2 separate regions of the Homo sapiens genome follow, and region 2 is linked to region 1. The links are chromatin loops, found by intact Hi-C in ENCODE. Cell type or tissue: heart right ventricle. All regions are shown on one strand. Links, peaks and the distances in the headings refer to the core of each region. The heading gives the core; the rest is flanking DNA. Region 1 has its middle 8.7 kb from the start of ARHGEF18. Region 2 has its middle 24 kb from the start of ADGRE1.

What was found. Hi-C counts contacts between places; a loop is a spot of excess contacts. Peaks named below come from ENCODE experiments on the same cell type or tissue, not always from the same donor. Only the 100,000 strongest peaks of a DNase experiment are listed, where the experiment ranks them.
Region 2: a loop joins it to region 1, with 6 times the contacts of the local background. A loop is called at or near these places in 6 of 110 quality-filtered maps.

The regions. Positions count from the first base shown.
Region 1 is chr19:7,334,746-7,345,664 of GRCh38, forward strand. No RefSeq gene overlaps it. Among named protein-coding and RNA genes, the nearest start is that of ARHGEF18, 8.7 kb to the right of the region's middle. RefSeq lists enhancers at 2,916-3,025, 6,427-6,536, 6,597-6,666, 10,139-10,208. In heart right ventricle, for the core only: CTCF peaks have their summits at 6,530 (motif pointing left) and 6,744; DNase peaks (open chromatin) are centred at 2,986, 3,226 and 6,536; H3K27me3 peaks cover 963 bases.
Region 2 is chr19:6,857,837-6,868,755 of GRCh38, forward strand. No RefSeq gene overlaps it. Among named protein-coding and RNA genes, the nearest start is that of ADGRE1, 24 kb to the right of the region's middle. RefSeq lists an enhancer at 5,168-5,307 and a silencer at 10,329-10,529. In heart right ventricle, for the core only: CTCF peaks have their summits at 5,111 (motif pointing left) and 5,927 (motif pointing left); DNase peaks (open chromatin) are centred at 5,105 and 5,895; H3K4me3 peaks cover 867 bases; H3K27me3 peaks cover 597 bases.

The DNA of each region.
Region 1 (10,919 bases), core at 1,771-9,770:
CTGATTTTGTTAGGAAGTGGAATCTACCTCTCAGCCCTTGAATCTGGGTTGGTTTTGTGATTTTATGAATTGGTTTGACTGGTAGAACCTGTGTTGTATGAATGACAGCCTGGGAGATAGGAAAGGAGTGTTGGGGAGGGAGAGAGGCAGAGAGAGGGAGATAGATAGATAGAATTATAGATAGATGGATGCATAGATGATGATGATGATAGATAGATAGATAGATAGATAGATAGATAGATAGATAGATAGATAGATAGATAGATAGACAGACAGACAGACAGAGCCAGGCACAGTGGCTCAGGCCTGTAATCCTTTGGGAGGCAAAGGTGGGAGAATCCCTTGAGTCCAGGAGTTTGAGACCAGTCTGGGCAACATAGTGAGAACCTGTCCCTACAAAAAAATAAAAAATTAGCTGTGTGTGGTGGTATGCATCTGTGGTCTCAGCTACTTGAGAGGCTGAGGTGGGAGGATAACTTAAGCTTGAAAGGTTGAGGCTACACTAGGCTATGATGGCACCACTGCACTCAGCCTGGGCAAGACAGCGCAAGACCCTGTCTCAAAAAAAAAAATAGATACATACTACGTAGATAGATATATAGATAGTTAGAGTCGTAGGTAGATGGATGGATGGATGGATGGATGGATGGATGATGTATTCGTCCATTCTCATATTGCTATAAAGAAATACCTGAGACTGGGTAATTTATAAAGAAAAGAGGTTTAACTGGCTCACGGTTCTGCAGGCTGTACAGGAAGCAGGGTGCTGGCTTCTGGGGCGACCTCAGGGAACTTACAATCATGGCAGAAGGTGAAGAAGGAGCAGGCACGTCTTACATGGCAGGAACAGGAGCAAGAGAGAGTGAGGGGAGGGGAGAGGTGTCACACACTTTTAAATGACAGAGTCTCACGAGAACTTATTGTCACACTGTCACAAGAATAGCACAAAGGGGATGGTGTTAAAGCCAGAGATCCTCAACCTTTTTGGCACCAGGGACCAGTTTCATGGAAGACAGTTGGAAGGTGGCGGTTCCAGGATGATTCAAGAACATTACATTTACTGTGCACTATGATGCACTGTTGTTATATTATTACCACATTGTAATACATAATGAAATTATTATACAACTAGGCCGGACCCAAGGCGGCTCATGCCTGTAATCCCAGCACTGTGGGAGGCTGAGGCGGGCAGATCTCTTGAGGCCAGGAGTGTGAGACTAGCCTGGCCAACATGGTGAAACCCTGTTTCTACTAAAAAAAAAAAAAAAAAAAAAAAAAAAAAATTAGCCGGGCACAGTGGTGCAAGCCTACAGTCCTAGCTACCCAGGAGTTTGAGGCGGGAGAATCACTTGAACCCTGGAGGCGGAGGTGGCCGTGAGCTGAGATGGTGCCACTGCGCTCCAGCCTGGGTGACAGAGTGAGACGCTGTCTCAAAAATAAACGTATAAATAAAATAAAGACGACTCAGAAAACAAAATGGGGGAGGTATGGAGGGGAGCAGAGAGATAGAGAGAGGTGAAGTCCCTTGAGGGAGTACTGTTTGAGCAGACTAAAGGATAAAGAGCCAGATGTGCCTCCAGGGTGACATCCACACACCTGTCCAGATGACAAACACAGGTTCTCAGCCCCCACCGTCCACCTAGGATTCCTGAGCCCTCTCCTGCTGACACCTGGCAGGGTGCTGAGCCCATGAGCTCATGGGAAGAGAGGAGCCCATAGCCATGACCCCTTGCCCACCCGCTGGACACCCTGCCCTTCCTCTGGGGTTCCCAGATGCCCTGGCACAGTGCTACCTGGAGGAAAAGGAAGAGCGTCAGCCGGGGGCAGCCTCTGCCTTGCGGGCCAGCTGCTGGGATGGGAGACCTCCTTCCCAGCCCTCCCCCTTCCAGGGCAACCAGAGGAGCAGCTGGAAAGTTCCAGGCTCAGGAAATGCAAATAGATGAATGGAGGGAAGTGGACAGGGACACTACACCCATAGACTTGAGGCTGTCAGTCAAAAGTGCTGACCCTGGAGCCTGTCCCAGACCCTGTCCGCTGGGGAGTCAGGCTGAGAGCTGGGTGGCATTCTCGCTCCCCATCCACCCATATCTACACAAAGTCCAGCTCATTTTGCCTCTCGAATTCCCCCCCGAGTCACCCACTTTTCTCCCTCCTATGGCTGGGCCACTGTCCTGTCTTCCTGAATGACAGCATTGCCACCTTGCCAGCTTCCAGGATTATACCCTCTAACCATTCCTTCCATGCCCAGTTAAAGGGAGCTTTCTGAAACAAAGAGCAGACTTTGCCTCCCCTCCGCATAAAACTTCCCATGTCTCCCCATTGCCTTAGGGATAAAAGCTAAAGCTATGCCATTGGACCCAGACACAATGGCCTCTGTCTCTAGCTTCCCCCATTATAGCCACTTTCCCCTTTGGTTCTCCTTGCTGTGGATGAGTGCAATCACCTGTGGCCCTGTGCTTGTCCCAGGTCCTTCACATCCTTCAGGTATGTGCTGGGCACTGCTTCCTGAGGAAGCCTCCCTGGACTTCCAAGTCTGGGGCTCAGGGGCTGCTCACCTGGGCTCCAACTATCACACCTGCCATATTGCTTTGTGCTTACTGAATAATGCAGTGTGGGAAGGGAACTGCTGTGGCATGGCCCTGTGTGCCCTGATGAGTCTTCTGCAGGTGCAAGTGGTGAGCAGAGGTTGTCCACTGCACCATCTGTGTGAGTTCAGGTCACTGGCAGAGACAGGCAGGGTTAGCAATACGGGTGCCCGGCCCCTCGGCCAACGTGCCTAACACAGGTTCCCAGAGGCTGTGTCTCTCAACATGCCGTTAACAAAGCAGATGTTCTAAGGGGTTCTGCATGCTGCAGCCTCTGGGGGACAGTGTGTCACAGAGCCTTGCCTCACTGAGCCTCAGCTTCCTCATCTACAGAACGGGGCCAATAAAGCCAACAGGGCCTTCCTCCTTGGATGGTTGTGAAGATTGCATGAGATTAAATAAACTACATAGAAAGTGCTCAGAGAGGGGTGACCCCTCTTTTATGATTCATAACCAGTGCCAGAAGCCACGCCAGGACACATCTTGCCATTGGAAGTATGTAAAGTAATGGCACTGTGCTTCTGTGGACATCTCATTACGAGAATGTTCAGTTCTTGGGTTATATTAAGATGCGGTTTTCCTGTTGAAGCCTCTAAAGTCCCTTGTGGTTTCTCTGGGGTCCAACAGCCTGGATGCGAAAAAGAAAGAGCCCAGCCTGCTGCCCCACCCCGTGTTACTATGAGAATTGGGGAACCAGCCCCTGGGGACACAGATGCTATCACAAAGAGTCCCTGAATTGGCTTGCCACATTTAACGGATAAATATATAAGATACTCAGGTTCCTATATTTGATCTGGCAACCCTATTTCCAGAAGTGTGCTAGGTACTCTCACTTGTCTGAATAAGTAACATCTACTGCATATATATAGATCTATTTTTCTTTTTCTTTTCTTTTCTTTTTTTGAGACAGGATCTCACTCTATTGTCCAGGCTGGAGTGCAGTGGGGCAATCATAGCTCACTGCAGTGTCCACCTCCCAGGCTTAAAGGATCCTCCCATCTCAGTCTCCTGAGTAGCTAGGTCAACAGGTGGGCACCACCATGCCTGGCTAATTTCTAAATTTTTTGTAGAGACAGGATCTTGCTATGCTGCCCAGGCTGATCTTGAACTCCCGGGCTGAATTGATTCTCCTGCCTCAGCCTCCCAAAGTGCTGGGATTACAAGCATGAGCCACTGTGCCCAGCCTAATTATCTAATCTAAGCTTTTTGCCTACACACACACACACACACACACACACACACACACACACACACACGGAGAGAGAGAGACAGAGACAGAGAGGGAGAGAACTGAAAGAGGACCAAAAGAAGAATAAAGAAGAACAGTCCAGCTGGGTGCAGTGGCTCATGCCTGTAATCCCAGCACTTTGAGAGGCCGAGGCTGGAGGATCACTTGAGGTCAGGAGTTTGAGACCAGCCTGGCCAACACGGCGAAACCCCGTCTCTACTAAAAACACAAAAATTAGCTGGGCATGGTGGCATGCGCCTGTAATTCCAGCTACTCAGGAAGCTGAGGCAGGAGAATCACTTGAACCAGGGAGGCAGAGGTTGCAGTGAGCCGAGATCGTGCTATTGCACTTCAGCCTGGGTGACAGACGAAGACTCTATCACAAAAAAAGAAAAGACAAAAGAAACAGTTAAAATGTTTCTTACAACGCTAAATATACATTTGTCATAGCACCCAGAAATTCTATTCCTATGTATTTTACCAAGATAAATGAAAGCATATTCACATTGAAGTCTTGACATAAATGTTTGTAGTGATATTATTCATAATTGCCAAGAAAATATACAATTTGGCCGGGTGCAGTGGCTCACGCCTGTAATCCCAGCACTTTGGGAGGCCAAGGTGGGAGGACCACGAGGTCAAGAGATTGAGACCATCCTGGCCAACATGGTGAAAACCTGTCTTTAAAAATACAAAAATTAACTGGGCGTGGTGGCACGCACTTGTAGTCCCAGCTACTCGGGAGGCTGAGGCAGGAGAATCGCTTGAATCTGGGAGGCAGAGGTTGCAGTGAGCCGAGATTGTGCCACTGCTGGGAGACAGAGACTCCCTCTCAAAGAAAAATAAAAAAGAAAGAAAGAAAAAGAAATGCCACTTGAGGTGGCCACCTGTTGTCCAGCTACTCAGGAGGCTAAGGTGGGAAGATCGCTTAAGCCCCTGAGAGGTTGAGGTTACCGTGGGCTGAAATTGTGCCATTGCACTCCAGCCTGGGTGACAGAGGGAGACCCTGTCCCCCGACCCCCCCAAAAAAAAGAAGAAAGAAAAGAAAAGAAAAAAGAAAATATTAGAAATCATGTAGACAAATTAAGACTGTAGAATTTCATAAATACATGTTCTAATTTCCAATATAATTTCAACTACAGTAAGATGATAATCAGATACATTCCTTTTGGTGGTTGCTATTGCCGCACTCTTAGATATGAAGTGAACAGCTCCCTGAAATTCGCACTCTCTGGGCTTCTGGGAACTATATTTTCATCATTCTTTGGCTCCCGTCTGTGCTTTTCTGAGACATGCCTGTTCACACCCTTTCTTTCTCTTTTTTTCTTTTCTTGCTTTTTCTTCTTCTTTTTTTTTTTTTGAGACAGAGTCTCCCTCTGTTGCCCAGGCTGGAGTGCAATGGCGCGATCTCAGCTCACTGACGCAACCTCTGCCTCCCAGGTTCAAGCGATTCTCCTGCCTCAGCCTCCCAAGTAGCTGGGTCTGTAGGTGCCCACCACCTGCCCAGCTAATTTTCACCATGTTGGCCAGTCTGGTCTCGAACTCCTGACCTCAACTGATCCACCTGCCTCAGCCTCCCAAAGTGCTGGGATTACAGGCATGAGCCACCAAGCCCGGCCCCAAATTCTTAATTTTCTATTTCTGTTGTGTTTTTTTCTTATCAATGTGTGAAATCTCTTTGCATATAAAGGTACCAACCCTTCTCAGGCAACCAATTCATCTTTCTTTATTGCTTTTGTATATACTTCCCTGATAATTTATAAAATTATTCTGTTAGTTATATTTATTTTTATTATAAGATTTTTAACAGATGTTTATATAGTTTTTTGTTTGTTTCGTTTTGTTTTGTTCTGTTTTGTTTTTGAGACAGGGTCTTGTTCTGTCACCCAGGCTGGAGTGTGGTGGTGAGATCTCAGCTCACTGAAACCTCTGCCACCAGGGTTCAAGTGATTCTCCTGCCTCAGCCTTCCGAGTAGCTGCAATTATAGGTGCCCACCACCACACCCAGTTAATTTTTGTATTTTTAGTAGAGACAAGGTTTCTGCATGTTGGCCAGGCTGGTCTCTAACTCCTGGCCTCAAGTGATCCACCTGCCTCAGCCTCCCCAAGTGCTGGGATTACAGGCATCAGCCACTGCACCCGGCCACGTTTATATAGATTTTTATGTATTAAGTATTTCTGTGGTTTCATTCATAGCTTCTGGGTTTTCTGTCTTAGTTAAAACACACACACAACAATTTCAAAAAAAGCATGTTTTCAACCCTCAATTGTAAAAATAGCCTTGTAAATTCCTTCTATGATCTGTATTGGTTTATTGTTCACATTTCATCTTTAACCCAACTGAAATTATGTTGTTTTCTGCAGCACAGGAATATTTCACTCTGCCACGTCTCTGTCAAAAGTGGGAGAAAAGGCCAGGTGTGGTGACTCACATTTGTAATCCCGGCACTTTGGGAGGCCGAGGAGGAAGGATCACTTGAGGCCAGGAGTTTGAGACCAGCCTGGCCAACACAGTGAGACTACTCCAAGAAAAAAATAAGCGTGGTAGAAGGAAGGGCAAACCCGTGTCTCACACCCCATGGCCCTCACTAACTCAGGCTGCTGCCTGGCCCCTGTAAGCCTTCCGGCTTTCCACAAGGGTCGGTTTTTTTTCCTGTTTTGCTTTCTGTGGTCTTTCTGGCCAGAGGAGAAGCCATGGGGAAGTGCTGCCCCCACGTGGCCATCTCCATGATAGCAGCTAAGGCTGGAAGAAAAAGGCTTTTTGTTGTTGTTGTTTGAGATGGAGTCACTAGGCTGGATTGCAGTGGTACGATCTTGGCTCACTGCTATCTCTGGCTCCCAGGTTCAAGCGATTCTCCTGCCTCAGTCTCCCGAGTAGCTGAGACTACAGGCGTGTGCTACCATGCCCGGCTAATTTTTGGATTTTTAATAGAGACGGGGTTTCACCATATTGGCCAGGCTGGCCTTGAACTCCTGACCTCACGATCCGCCTGCCTCGGCCTCCCAGAGTGCTAGGATTACAGGCATGAGCCACCGCACCTGGCCAAGGCATCTTTTAAAGCTGAAAGCAAAATAGGTTCACAGGCCCCTGCTTAAAACCCTCCAGGGGCGGCTGATGCCTGTAATTCCAGCATTTTGGGAGGCCGAGGTGGGAGGATCACTTGAGCCCAGGAGTTTGAGATCAGCCTGAGCAATATAGCGAGACCCTGTCTCTACAAAAAATAAAATAAGGCCGGGCAGGGTGACTCATGCCTGTAATCCCAGCACTTTGGGAAGCCGAGGTGGGTGGATCACCTGAGGTCAAGAGTTCAAAACCAGCCTGACCAACATGGTGAAACCCCATCTCCACTAAAAATACAAAAAAAAAAAAAAATTAGCCACGTATTGTGGTACATGCCTGTAATCCCAGCTACTTGGGAGGCTGAGGCAGGAGAATCTCTTGAACCCAGGAGCCGGAGGTTGCAATGAGCCAAGACTGCGCCATTGCACTCCAGACTGGGCAATAGGGTAAGACTCTGTCTCAAAAGGACAAAAATAAAATAAAATAGCAAGGCGCGGTGTTGTATGCCTGTGGTCGCAGCTACTCCAGAGGATGAGGAGGGAGGCTGGCTTGAGCTTGGGAAGTCGAGGCTGCAGTGAGCTATGATCACACCACTGTACTCCAGCCTGGGTGACAGAATGAGACCCTGTCTCTCAGAAAACAAGAATAAAAACTTTATTTACAAAAGTAAGCATTGGGTTAAACTTGGCCTAAAGGTTATACTTTGCTGACCTGTGTTCTATTGCATATATTCTGCTGGACGTGATGGCTCACATCTGCAATCTCAGCACTTTGGGAGGCCGAGGCAGGTGGATCACTTGAGGCCAGGAGTTTGAGGTCAGTCTGGCCAACATGGTGAAACTCTGTTTCTACTAAATATACAAAAATTATCCAGGTGTGGTGGCACATGCCTATAATCCCCAGCTATTCGGGCGGCTGAGGCAGGAGAATCGCTTGAACCCGGGATGCGGAGGTTGCAGTGCAGTGAGCCGAGATCACGCCACTGCACTCCAGCCTGGGAAACACAGTGAGACTCTGTCTCAGAAACAAACAAACAACACCACAAAAGAAGAAGGAAGGAAGGAAGGAAGGAAGGAAGGAAGGAAAAAAAATCTCTCCAGCGGTACATACCCAAATGTTGAAAGCAGGGACTCAAAACAAATGTTTATACACCCATGTTCTTTTTTTTTTTTTTTTGAGATGGAGTCTCGCTCTGTCGCCCAGGCTGGAGTGCAGTGGCGCGATCTCGGCTCACTGCAACCTCCGCCTCCCGGGTTCAAGCAATTCTCCTGCCTTAGCCTCCCAAGTAGCTGGGACTACAGGCGAGCGCCACCACGCCCAGCTAATTTTTGTACTTTTAGTAGAGACGGGGTTTCACCATGTTGGCCAGAATGGTCTCGATCTCTTGACCTCGTGATCCACCCGCCTTGGCCTCCCAAAGTGCTGGGATTACAGGCGTGAGCCACCACGCCCAGCCTATACACCCATGTTCTTAGCAGCATGATTCACAATTACCAAAAGATAGAAATAACCCAATTATCCACCAATGGAATATGATTCAGATGCAAAAAGAAGGAAATTCTGACACCTGCTGACATGGATGGACCTTAAAGACATTACGCTGGGTGAAAGAAACCAGGCACAGTAGGACAAATCCTGTGTGATTCCACTTATAGGAGGTCCCTACCGTCACTAGATTGACAGAGACAGAAAGCAGAATGGTGGGTGCCAGGGGCTGGGGAGGGAGATGGGGAGCGAGGGTTTCATGGGGACAGAGTTTCAGTTTGGAGATGAGAAAGTGCTGGAGATGATTGCACAACAATGCGAATGCATTTAATGCCACTGAACTGTGCACTTAGAAATGGTTAACAAGGGCCAGGGGCGGTGGCTCACGCCCGTAATCCCAGCACTTTGGGAGGCCGAGGTGGGTGGATCACCTGACATCAGAAGTTTGAGACCAGCCTGGCCAACATGGTGAAACCCTGTCTCTACTGAAAATACAAAATTAGCTGGGCATGGTGGCAGGTGCCTGTAATCCTAGCTACTTGGGAGGCTGAGGCAGGGGAATCGCGTGAACCCAGGAGGTGGAGGTTGCAGTGAGCAGAGATTGCGCCATTGCATCCCAGCCTGAGCAACAAGAGAGAAACTCTGTCTCAAAAAAAAAAAAAAAAAAAAAAAAAAGGTTAAAATGGGCTGGGGGCAGTGGCTAATGCCTGTAATCCCAACACTTTGGGAGGCTGAGATGGGAGGATTGCTTGAGTCTAGGAGTTTAAGACCAGCCTGGGCAACATAATGAGACCCCTTCTGTACAAAAAATAATTAAAAATTACCCGCTCATGGTGGCACGCACCTGTAGTCCCAGCTACTCGGGAGGCTGAGGCAGGAGGATTGTTTGAGCCTGGGACATTGAGGCTGCAGTGAGTTGTGATCCCACCACTGCACTCCAGTCCAGGTGACAAAGACCCTGTCTCAAAAACAAACAAACAAACAAACAAAAACAAAGGGTTAAAATATAGAATTAATCATGTCTTTTGCAGCAATATGAATGGAACTGTAGGCTGTTATCATCTTAAGTAAAACAGTTCAGAAATAGAAAGTCAAATACCGCATGTTCTCACTTATAAGCGGGAATTAAATCATGTGTATACGTGGTCATAGTGCGGAATTTTAGACAGTGGAGACCCGGAAGGGGTAAAGGAGGAAGGGCGGGAGGGGTAAGGGATGAGAAATGACTTAATGGCTACAATGTACATTACTTGGGCGATGGTTACACTAAAGCCCAGGCTTCCTGCTGCGCAATCTATCCATGTAACAAAGTTGCCTTTATACTCCTTAAATGTATACACATTTTAAAAATCATTTTTTAAATTTAAAAAAATGGTTAAGGCCAGGCACGGTGGCTCACGCCTGTAATCCCAGTACTTTGAGAGGCCGAGGTGGGCAGATCTCTTGAGGTCAGGAGTTCGAGACCAGCCTGGCCAACAGGATGAAACCCCATCTCTACTAAAACTACAAAACATTAGCCAGGTGTCGTGGCAGGTGCCTGTAATCCCAGCTACTCAGGAGGCTGAGGCAGGAGAATTGCTTGAACCTGGGAGGCGGGGGTTGCGGTGAGCCGAGATCGTGCCACTGCACTCCAGCCTGGGCAGCAGAGCGAGACTCCGTCTCAAAAACAAACAAACAAAAAAGGTAAAAGGGTAAATGTTATGTTATGTGTCTTTTCCCACCAACGCAAGCAGTAAAGGGTAGAGCAGGTGGTGGCCCTCCCTGCGGGCTGGACGGGGTGGTGGAGGGGAAGGAAGGGAGCCAGGTGTGCACAGCCGAGGGGTGGCCTCTGCATTCGGCCTTAAGGCCAATATCAGGTGTCCGGGGCGCAGTGGGGACAGAGGCCAGGGTTCAGAGAGTGGGGAAGCGTGGACAGGAAGTGTGGACGGTACTCCCAAACAGCACAGAGTATTTCTACAGCACAGAAATATTTCACTCTGCTATGTCTCTATCAAAAGTGGGAGAAAAGGGCAGGTGCGGTGTGTCGTATTTGTAATCCCAGCACTTTGGGTCCTGTGACAGTCCTCCTCCGCCTGGCTCCAGCCACACCTGCTTCCTTCTGTTCCTCAAACACCCCAAGCTCAGTCTTGCCTCCAAGCCTTTGCCCTGGCAGTTTTTACCACCCAGAATAACTTTCCCCTAGATTTTTTTTTTCTCACTCTATCACCCAGGTGGGAGTAGGGTGGCACAATCTCGGCTCACTGCAGCCTCTGCCTCCCAGATTCAAGTAATTCTCCTGCCTCTGTGTCCCGAGTAGCTGGGATTACAGACAGACGCCACCACACCCGGCTAATTTTTGTATTTTTAGAAGAGATGGGGTTTCCCCATGTTGGCCAGGCTGGTCTTGAACTACTGACCTCACGTGATCCACCCGCCTCGGCCTCCCAAAGTGCTGGGATTACAGGCGTGAGCCCCCACGCCCAGCTAGACATTGATTTATATGCCTGACTTCTTCTGAGCTTACAGATCTCAGCTCAAATGGCCTTCCCTGACCTTCCCAGCTAAAGCATCAACCTCCCCC
Region 2 (10,919 bases), core at 1,002-9,001, 480 kb before region 1:
CTCAGGAGGCTGAGGCAGAAGAATCCCTTGAACCTGGGAGGCGGAGGTTGCAGTGAGCCAAGATCGCACCACTGCACTCCAGCCTGGGCAACAGAGCGAGATTCCGTCTCAAAAATAAATAAATAAATAAAATAAAATAAAGCAGGAATTTGCTGGGTGCAGTAGCTCACGCTTGTAATCCCAACACTTCAGGAGATTGAAGCGGGTGGATCACCCGAGGTCAGGAGTTCAAGACCAGCCTGGCCAACATGGTGAAACCCCGTCTCTACTAAAAATACAAAAACTAGCCGGGCGTGGTGGCAGGTGCCAGTAATCCCAGCTGCTTGGGAGGCTGAGGCAGGAGAATCGCTTGAACCCAGGAGGCAGAGGTTACTGTCAGCCGAGATCATGACGCTGTACTCCAGCCTGGGTGACAGAGCAAGAACTCTGTCTCAAAAAATAAAAATAAATAAAGAAATAAATAAATAAAAGTGAGAATTTCTTTTCTTTTTTTTTTTTAGTACTCAAAGATTTTTATACTCAGGAAAGAATTTTATACTCAAAGATTCAAGATCACAAAAATGTACCGCTCATTCGTTTTTCTTTCTTTTTAAATTATTTTATTTTATTTTTTCAGGGACAGAGTCTTACTCTGTTGCCCAGCCGGGGGCACAGTGGCACGATCATAGCTCACTGCAGCCTCCACCTCCTGGTGTCAAGCGATCCTCCCACGTCAGCCTCCCAAGTAGCTGGGACTAAAAGCAAGCACCACCACACCCGGCTAATATTTTATTTTTTGTAGGGAGGGGGTGTTGCTATGTTGGTCAGGCTGGTCTTGATCTCATGGGCTCAAGCAGTCCTCTCACCTTGGCCTCCCAAAGTGCTGGGATTACAGGTGTGAGCCACTGCACCTGGCCTCATTTGTTTTTCTTTTTGAGACAGAGTCTTGCTCTGTTGCCTGGGCTAGAGTGCAGTGGTGCAATCTTGGCTTACTGCAACCTCCGCCCCCCAGGTTCAAGTGATTTTCCTGCCTTAGTCTCCCGAGTAGCTGGGACTACAGGCACGCGCCACCATGCCCAGCTAATTTTTTGTATTTTTAGAAGAGACAGGGTTTCACCATGTTGGCCAGGCTGGTCTGGAACTCCTGACCTCAGGTGATCCACCCGCCTCGGCCTCCCAAAGTGCTGGGATTACAGGCGTGAGCCACCTCACCTGGCCATTTTTTATTTAATAGTCTTTATTAATTATTAAAATTGCAGTAAAATATACATTACATGAAATTTATTTTCTTAAGCTTTTTTTTTTTCTTTTTTTTTTGAGACGGTGTCTTGCTCTGTCACCCAGGCTGGAGTGCAGTGGTGCGGTCTCAGCTCACTGCAAGCTCTGCCTCCTGGGTTCACGCCATTCTCCTGCTTCAGCCTCCCGAGTAGCTGGGACTACAGGCGCCTGCCACCACACCCGGCTAATTTTTTGTATTTTTAGTAGAGACGGGGTTTTGCCTTGTTAGCCAGGATGGTCTCGATCTCCTGACCTCGTGATGCACCCGCCTCGGCCTCCCAAAGTGCTGGGATTACAGGTATGAGCCACCACGCCTGGCATTTTTTTTTTTTTTTTTTTTGAGATGGTGTCTTGCTCTGTCACCCAGGCTGGAGTACAGTGGCGCAATCTCGGCTCACTGAAACCTCCGCCTCCTGGGTTCAAGTGATTCTCCTACCTCAGCCTCCCAAGTAGCTGGGATTACAGGCACCCGCCACCACACCCGGCTCATTTTTGTAGTTTTAGTAGAAACGGGGTTTCCCCATGTTGGCCAAGATGGTCTCGATCTTCTGACCTTGTGATCGACCAGCCTCGGCCTCCCAAAGTGCTGGGATTATAGGCGTGAGCCACTGCGCCCAGCCCTTAGACTTTTAATGCTCATAAACTAAGATTCAGGATCTCCAAGGAAGATTTTGAAGTTCAAAAGCCAGGGAGGCTGAGGGCAGAGGATTGCTTCAGGCCAGGAGCTCGAGACCAGCCTGCACAAAATAGTAAGATCTTCCTCTCTACAAAAAAAAAAAATAAATAAAAAAATAAAAAAAATAAAAAAATTAGCTCTGCATGGTGGCACACAACTGTAGTCCCAGCTACTCAGGAGGCTGAGGTGGGAGGATTGCTTGAGCCCAGGAGGTGGAGGCTGTGGTGAACTATGATTGCACCACTGCACTCCAGCCTAGGCAACAGAGTGAGACCTCATCTCTAAAAACCAACCAGGCCAGTCACAGTGGCTCACGCCTATAATCCCAGCACTTTGGGAGGCCGAGGCGGGCAGATCACTTGAGGTCAGGAGTTTGAGACCAGCCTGGCCAACATGGTGAAATCTCATCTCTACTAAAAATACAAAAATTAGCCGGGCGTGGTGGCAGGTACCTGTAATCCCAGCTACTTGGGAGGCTGAGATAAGAGAATCACTTGAACCTGGGAGGGGGACGTTGCAGTGAGATGAGACTGCACCGCTGCACTCCAGCCTGGGTGACAGAGCAAAACTCCATCTCAAACAAAAACAAAAACAAAGAACAAAAAACAAAACAAAGCAAAGAAACAACCAAGTAACCAACTGACCAACAAAAGCCAGGGAGTTGCTTTTTGGGTAAATCTGCAGGCTGCTAGCATAACCCTTAGGAGGCAAAAAGATGGGCTGGCCTAAGCTGACAGGGCTGGGGAAGGATCATGGGCTATAAATTAATTTGGGAAAAAGTAGTTCATACTTCCAAATATATTACCCTACCATACTACTAACAGAGGCACCTCCCGTGTCAAGTATTCAGTGTTGTCTGGCGCCATGAAAGTAAGCACTTCCTACACAGTATCTAGATTAATCTCACAGCCAGCTTCGTGGTATTTTATCTTATTTTATTATTTATTAATTTATTTTTGAGATGGAGTCTAGCTCTGTCGCCAGGCTGCAGTGCAGTGGTGCAATCTTGGCTCACTGCAACCTCCACCTCCCAAGTTCAAGCGATTCTCCTGCCTCAGCCTCCCGAGTAGCTGGGATTACAGACACACGCCGCCACACCCAGCTAACAGTTGTATTTTTAGTAGAGACACAGGGGTTTCGCCATGTTGGCCAGGATGGTCTCGATCTTCTGACCTCGTGATCTGCCCACCTCAGCCTCCCAGAGTGCTGGGATTACAGGCGTGAGCCAACTGCAACCGGCCGGGTTTCTTTTTGTTGTTGTTGTTTTTTTTGTTTTTGAGACGGAGCCTTGCTCTGTCGCCCAGGCTGGAGGGCAGTGGCGCGATCTCGGCTCACTGCAAGCTCCGCCTCCCGGGTTCACGCCATTCTCCTGCCTCAGCCTCTCGAGTAGCTGGGACTACAGGTGCCCGCCACCACGCCCGGCTAATTTTTTGCATTTTTAGTAGAGATGGGGTTTCATCGTGTTAGTCAGGATGGTCTTGATCTCCTCGCCTTGTGATCCGCCCGCCTCGGCCTCCCAAAGTGCTGGGATTACAGACGTGAGCCACTGGGCCTGGCCAGTTTTTATTTTTATATGAAATAGAGCATAGTGGTCAGGGCTCCAAGAGATTCTAAGGTCCTCTGTGCCCCTGTGAAATTAGCTATAAAGTTTTGGGAAAGACTTCGCCTCTCTGAACCAGAGAAAGATAAAATCAGCTCGCCACAGGCAGAGAGTCGGTATGCACCTAAGCACAGAACCACGCTCTTAACCGTCACTCTAGTGCCGGGTGGGGATCTTGGTATATCCTAGCTCTCTCTGCAACCCCAGGTAAGCCAACGCCTAGATGGTACCTGCACACACCTGGCCAGGTGCAGGATATAGCCTCTGAAGCCTGGAGTGAAGTGTTTTTCATGTTTGAGGAACCATGAATCTAGAAATGGGTGTTGGAGGAAGCAATGCAGTCACAAGGGATCAGGAACTAGGACGGGGGGTTTCTGCCCCTCCCGTGACTCCCCCAGAGTCACACCATGAACCTACCTATGGCCTAAGGTGGCTACCTGGGCTGTCTAGTTCAGGGTGTTGGTGAGGTTGAGGTCATGGACTTGTTCTTGGAGTTCCTGGGTGGCCCTCACCTTCAGCCCCAGGCTGTGTGAATGACTCAGGCGCAGACCTGCCTGAAAAGCACGTATAATCCAGTAGGGGACTTAACAATCAACCAGGCAATTATAACACAGAGTTGATGAATTTCATAAGGAACACAGGTGGCTGTGGGAGCAAATACAGATCTAACCCAGGCTTGAGTAGGGGAGGATGGTCAGGGAGGGCTTCCTGGAGGAGGAAACATCTAAGGTGGCAACTGTATAATCAGCTGGATGGAGTCACCTAGAAAATAAATGAGGGGACAGCCTAGCACGGTGGTCCATGTCTGTAATCCCGGCACTTGGGGAGGCCGAGGCGGCGGATCACTTGAGGTCAGGAGTTCGAGACCAGACTGGGCAACATGGTGAAACCCCCATCTCTACTAAAAATACAAAAATTAGCCGGTGTGGTGGCAGGTGCCTGTAATCCCAGCTACTCGGGAGGCTGAGGTAGGAGAATCACTTGAACCTGGGAGGCAGAGATTGCAGTGAGCTGAGATTGCACCACTGCACCCCAGCCTGGACGACAGAGTGAGACTCAATAATAATAATAATAAATAATGAAGGGAAAGTTTTTTAGGGAGAGGGGCAAATGATAGTGATCCTGGTAGGTTCTGGAAACTTCAAGGGGCTCATTTTGCTTGGAGAGGGAGGAAAGTGGGGGTGGGGTGGGTGAAAAGTTGTTGGGAGACCGGGCGTGGTGGCTCATGCCTATAATCCTAGCACTTTGGGAGGCCGAGGCAGGTGGATCACTTGAGCTCAGGAGTTCGAAACCAGCCTGGCCAACATGGTGAATGTACAACGGACAGCCCCCAATACAGACAGACAGACACACACACACACACACACACACACTCACTCACTCCTACCCCCAGCCCTAAGAATTTACAAACACTGATAAAGACAAATGAAATCAGCGGATATAGACTTCAAACGCCGTCAGACAGACACCCACTAGATCAAACAGGGACATTCCTAAACATCACACAGACACATCGCCAGGCAGTCCCACCGCAGACAGCCACAAATTAAAGCCGCGCTTGCCCCCTGATGGACAGCAGCAGTAGTGCGCCACCTCGATAGCGCAATCTCCCAGAGCGCTGGCATTGCAGGCGTGAGCCAACGTCCGCAGCCAAACACGTTCATATTGTTGAGAAGGCAGAGAAATACAAAGTAGGTGGAAGGGTCTCCACCTACAGCTGTTTTCTGTGGTCTGAGGATTCTTCCCACGTCTTTAATTTCTAGTGCTTTCTAGGGGTCTCAACTTGAACTATTTAATATTTTCTGGAAGAGAAACATTTTTTGTGGGGGGGGCGGGTGGGGGTGGGACCGAGTCTCGCTCTTGTCTCCCAGGCTGGAGCACAGTGGCGCGATCTTGGCTCACTGCAACCTCCGCCTCCCAGGTTCAAGCGATTTTCCTGCCTCAGCCTCCCGAGTAGCTGAGATTACAGCGCCCAGCTAATTTTTGTATTTTTAGTAGAGATGGGGTTTCACCATGTTGGCCAGGCTGGTCTCGAACTCCTAACCTCAGGTGATTCGCCCGCGTCGGCTTCCCAAAGTGCTGGGATTACAGGCGTGAGCCACCGCGCCCGGCCCAGAGGAACTTTTTTTTTTTTTTTCCAGAGGAACATTTTTTATCCAAAGGAATGACTCCCTAATGGTGGAATTCCAGGCAATGAAGTGAGGCGCGAGGCAGATTGTCACATAGGGAGCTGTCATATTTCATGGGTACCATTCACGCAAGGCGGGACTTGTTCTTAGGCAGCCAACACTTCCGCATTGTCCTGGCATTTGAGCCGCGGAACCAAGTTCCGCGTATCTTGCCCATTGTAACCCCACAGCACCAATTTGAAGCTATGTAGTGCCCTCTGGTGGCCTTCGGTGATTTGGCTTCAGTGTCTCAAACTCTCTGATTAGACTGTTTCCAAAGAGAAGGCTGTTAGGGGGCCTCAGAAGTCAGGTTTGGATGTTTGAGCTCTAAGCTGCAGGATTTGGGGAGCCGTGGTGTGGGGGTGATTTATTTATTTATTTTTGAGAAAGAGTCTCACTCTGTCGCCCAGGCTGGAGGGCAATGGTGTGATCTTGGCTCACTGCAACCTCCACCTCCCAGGTTCAAGTGATTCTCCTCCCTCAGCCTCCCGAGTAGCTGGGACTACAAGAGCCCGACACCACGCCCAGCTAATTTTTGTATTTTCTTTTGAGTAGAGACGGGGTTTCACCATGTTGGCCAGGCTGGTCTCGAACTCCTGACCTCAGGTTATCCACCTGCCTTGGCTTTCCAAAGTGCTGGGATTACAGGTGTGAACCATGCCTGGCCGGAGTGGGGATGATTCAAACAGTGGATATTCGCATAGAATGTGCCCATTCCTATGGTGTAAATAGTCCCACCGCATCTGATTTCTTTTTTCTTCTTTTTTTTTTGTTTTTTGTTTTTTTGTTTTTGAGATAGAGTCTTGCTCTGTTGCCCAGGCTGGAATGCAGTGGCACAATCTCAGCTCACTGCAACCTCCACCTCCTGGGTTCCAAGCAGTTCTCCCTGCCTCCGCTGCCTGAGTAGCTCGATTACAAGTGCCCACCACCAAGCCCAGCTAACTTTTGTATTTTTAGTAGAGATGGGGTTTGGCTGTTTGCCAGGCTGGTCTTGAACTCCCGACCTCAGATGATTTGCCCGCCTCGGCCTCTTACAGTGCTGGGATTACAGGTGTGGGCCACCGCACCTGGCCCACAGCTGATTTCAAGTCATCATAAGTATCCTCACTTTCCTTGCCTCCAGTCCACCCAGCAAAAGCACAACTAACATCAGAGAGCTCAGGCACGGGGATAACCATAAGGTCCTATGTAATCTGCATCTCCCTTCCTGCCTTGGCCATGCTGGCCACAGGCAGCAGGAAGGGGCAGAGGAAGGAGCTGGGCGAGGATGTGGCCTCAGCTGGAGTTTACTTAGAGATTAGCTCCATGGAGAAAAATAAAGTGGAGTAACATGCTAGCAAGTTTTTATTTAAAACTTTAAAAATAAAAAAGTTTTTGAGGCCGGGCATGGTGGCTAATGCCTGTAATCCCAGCACTCCGGGAGGCCGAGGCAGGCGGATCACAAGGGCAGGAGATCGAGACCATCCTGGCTAACACGGTGAAACCCCGTCTCTACTAAAAATATAAAAAATTAGCCGGACATGGTGGCAGGCGCCTATAGTCCCAACTATTCGGGCAGCTGAGGCAGGAGAATGGCGTGAACCCGGGAGGCGGAGCTTGCAGTGAGCCGAGATCGCACCACTGCACTCCAGCCTGGGCATTACAGTGAGACTGTCTCAAAAAAAAAAAAAAAAAAAGAAAAGTAAAAAAAGAACAGAATGCTTTGGCATATTTAAAAATGGTTCCTGCCGGGCACAGTGGCTCATGCCTGTAATCCCAGCACTTTGGGAGGCTGAGGCGGGTGGATTACGAGGTCAGGAGATCGAGACCATCCTGGCTAACACGGAGAAACCCCGTCTCTACTAAAATAGTACAAAAAAATTAGCCAGGCGTGGTGGCGGGCGCCTGTAGTCCCAGCTACTCGGGAGGCTGAGGCAGGAGAATGGCGTGAACCCAGGAGACGGAGCTTGCAGTGAGCCGAGATCGTCCCACTGCACCCCAGCCTGGGCGACAGAGCGAGACTCTGCCTCAAAAAAAGAAAGAAAGAAAGAAAGAAAGAAAGAAAGAAAGAAATCTAGCCCCTTCCTCAGGGCCGAGAGAATTTTGAGCACTAGCCTTCTCTCGGTCGCCTGAATTCATCTCAGAGTGTGGCATTTCTCTGCAACTCACTCGGTTACAACACGGGGTGTGGATTATTCAGGAGTGTTCTGGGAAGGGGTTGAGGATTTTCCAGAACTAAGGGTTCCTCGCCTTTCTAGACTCTCTAGGATAGCTTCCGGACATTGCCATGGCATCTGTAAACTGTCATGGCGCTTGCGGGAGTTTCTTTTAGCAGCTAATACATGATAATTAGTGTATAATAAGAATGAACAATGAGGACAACCACAGGTCAGTTTTGTCGCCATCTTGGTTTTGGTGGGATTTGGGCTGGCTTCTCTACCGCAGCCTGTTTAATCAGTAGGGTCTTTATGACCTGTATCTTGTGTCGACCTCCTATCTCATCCTGTGACTAAGAATGCCTGATCTCCCGGGAATGCCCAGCAGGTCGCAGCCTCATGTTACCCAGCTCCTGTTCAAGATGGAGTCACACTGGTTCAAACTCCTCTGACAAGTTTGTAAAACTTATGAAACTGCGGGGGCTGCCCTAAGACTTCTGCACACTGAGTCTTGAGCGATTCGTCAATTACCGTTCAGGTTTTTCTACCCCGGTACTGGTTCCTGAGGTGTTTTCTGCTCCAGTAAACCGACACTCTCTCTCTGACTCTCCAATTCATAACAAAACATTTCATGACACGAAACACAAACATACATAAAATGTACTTTTTTTTTTTTTGAGATGGAATCTCACTCTGTCACCCAGGCTGGAGTGCAGTGGCGGGATCTCAGCTCACTGCAACCTCTGCCTCCCGGGTTCAAGCAATTCTCCTGCCTCAGCCTCCTGAGTAGCTGAGATTACAGGCACGTGCCACTATGCCTGGCTAATTTTTTGTACTTTTAGTAGAGACGGGTTTCACCATGTTGGTCAGGCTGGTCTCGAACTCCTGACCTCATGATCCACCTGCCTCAGCCTCCCAAAGTGCTGGGATTACAGGCGTGAGCCACCATGCCCAGCAAAATGTACCTCTTTTACCATTTTCTTTTTTTGAGATAGGATCTTGCTCTGTTGCCTGGGCTAGAGTGTAGTGGCACGATCACAGTTCACTTCAGGCTCAACCTCACCAGGCTCAAGCGATCCTCCTCCGTCAGCCTCCTGAGTAGCTTGGATTACAGGCACCAGACACCACACCCAGGGCAGCTGTTTGCCCTGTGTCCTTGTAACTACCCAGTGGGTTCACCTTGCTCTCCGCCTAGACAGAGTCAATTTCTCAAGACAGGAATTGCAGTAGAGAAAGAGTAATTCACACAGAGCCGGCTGTGTGGGAGACTGGAGTTTTATTAATCAAATCAGTCTCCTTGAGCTTTCTGGGAGCAGAGCTTTTAAGGACAACTTGGTGGGTTGGGAGAAGCCAGCGAGCCAGGAGTGCTGATCGGTCATGGATGAAATCACAGGGAGTCAAAGCTGTCTTCTTGCACTGAGTCAGTTCCTGGTGGGGGACCACAAGATCTCATGAGCCAGTTTATCAATCTGGGTGGTGCCAGCTGATCCATCAAGTGCAGGGTTTGCAAAATATCTCAAGCCCTGATCTTAGGAGCAATTTAGGGAGGGTCAGAATCTTTTAGCCTCTAGCTGCATGCCTCCTAAACCATCATTTCTAATCTTGGGGCTAATTTGTTAGTCCTACAAAGGCAGTCTAGTGCCCAAACAAGAAGGAGGTTTGTTTTGGGAAAGGGCTGTTATCGTCTTTGTTTTAAACTATAAAGTTCCTCCCAAGGTTACTTCCGCCTATGCCCAAGAATGAACAAGGACAGCTTGGAGGTTAGAAGCAAGATGGAGGCCAGGCGCGGTGGCTCACGCCTGTAATCCTAACACTTTGGGAGGCCAAGGCAGGTGGATCACCTGAGGTTGGGATTTCGAGACCAGCCTGACCAACATGGTGAGGTGAGAGGATGGCTTCAGCACAGGAGGCTGAGGCTGCAGTGAGCTATGATTGTACCATTGCACTCCAGCCTGGGCAACAGAGCAAGACCCTCATCCCAAAACAAAAGCAAAAATAATAATAATAATAAACCCCAACCCTCACCCAGTCTGTAGTACTTAGTTATGGCATTCCTAACAGACCAATACAGTGAAACTAGGTCTATCGCCAGAAAAGCCCATTCTGTGGGCTAACAGAATATATTGTCCCTTATTTTTTTATTTTTTTTGACAGAGTATCGCTCTGTCACCCAGGTTGGAGTGCAGTGGTGTGATCTTGGCTCACTGCAACCTCCACCTCCTGGGTTCAAGCAATTCTTCTGCCTTAGCCTCCTGAGTAGCTGGGATTACAGGCATCCACCACCATGCCTGGCTAATTTCTGTATTTTTAGTAGAGATGTGTTGTCACCACATTGGCCAGGCTGGCCTTGAACTCCTGACCTGTGATCCGCCCACCTCAGCCTCCCAAAGTGCTGGGATTACAGGCATGAGCCACCGTGCCCAGTCTATTGCCCGTTATTTAGGCTGTATCTTTGTGTAGCTCCTCCACTTCCCAGAACCCTCTATCTTCTCAGAGGCTTAGGCCTGGAGATCCATTTTCTTTCTCTAGATTCTTTGAGACCCACTTCCTTCAAATTCAGCTCCCCGTCTGCCTGGTCTCAGGGGCCCTATCTTTGGGGATGAATAAGATGATTTATTATTTTTTTCTTCAGTCATTTTGCACTTTCACATATTCTTCTGGGTCATCTTCTCATAATGTCCAAAGACAGTCTAGACTATCAGTTCCTCTAGCTGGTTCTTCTGCCCCCTGTGAGATGCAAGGATAAGTAAAACCATTCGGGGAACTGGCTTGGAGCTCAGCCAGAAACCCTTGCAGAAATTGGCAGAGGGAGAATCTGTGCACAGCAACGCTTGCAGACGTTAGGTGTCCCTTGCAAAGGGAGTGGATAAACACACAGCTGCCCACTGTGTAAGTTCACCAGCCTGTGCCCCGAGCTCTAAACAGGACTGGGGAAAGGTTTCCAAGATGTATTTCTTATCAGCAGCCTGCAGTTAGGAAACAAAAATTGCAACAGTTTTTGTTGCTTTATTTTAGTTTTTAAGGAAGTATATGGTTAGATTGTTGCTAAGGTTTATAAGGTCATATGTCTTTTTCTTTTTTTC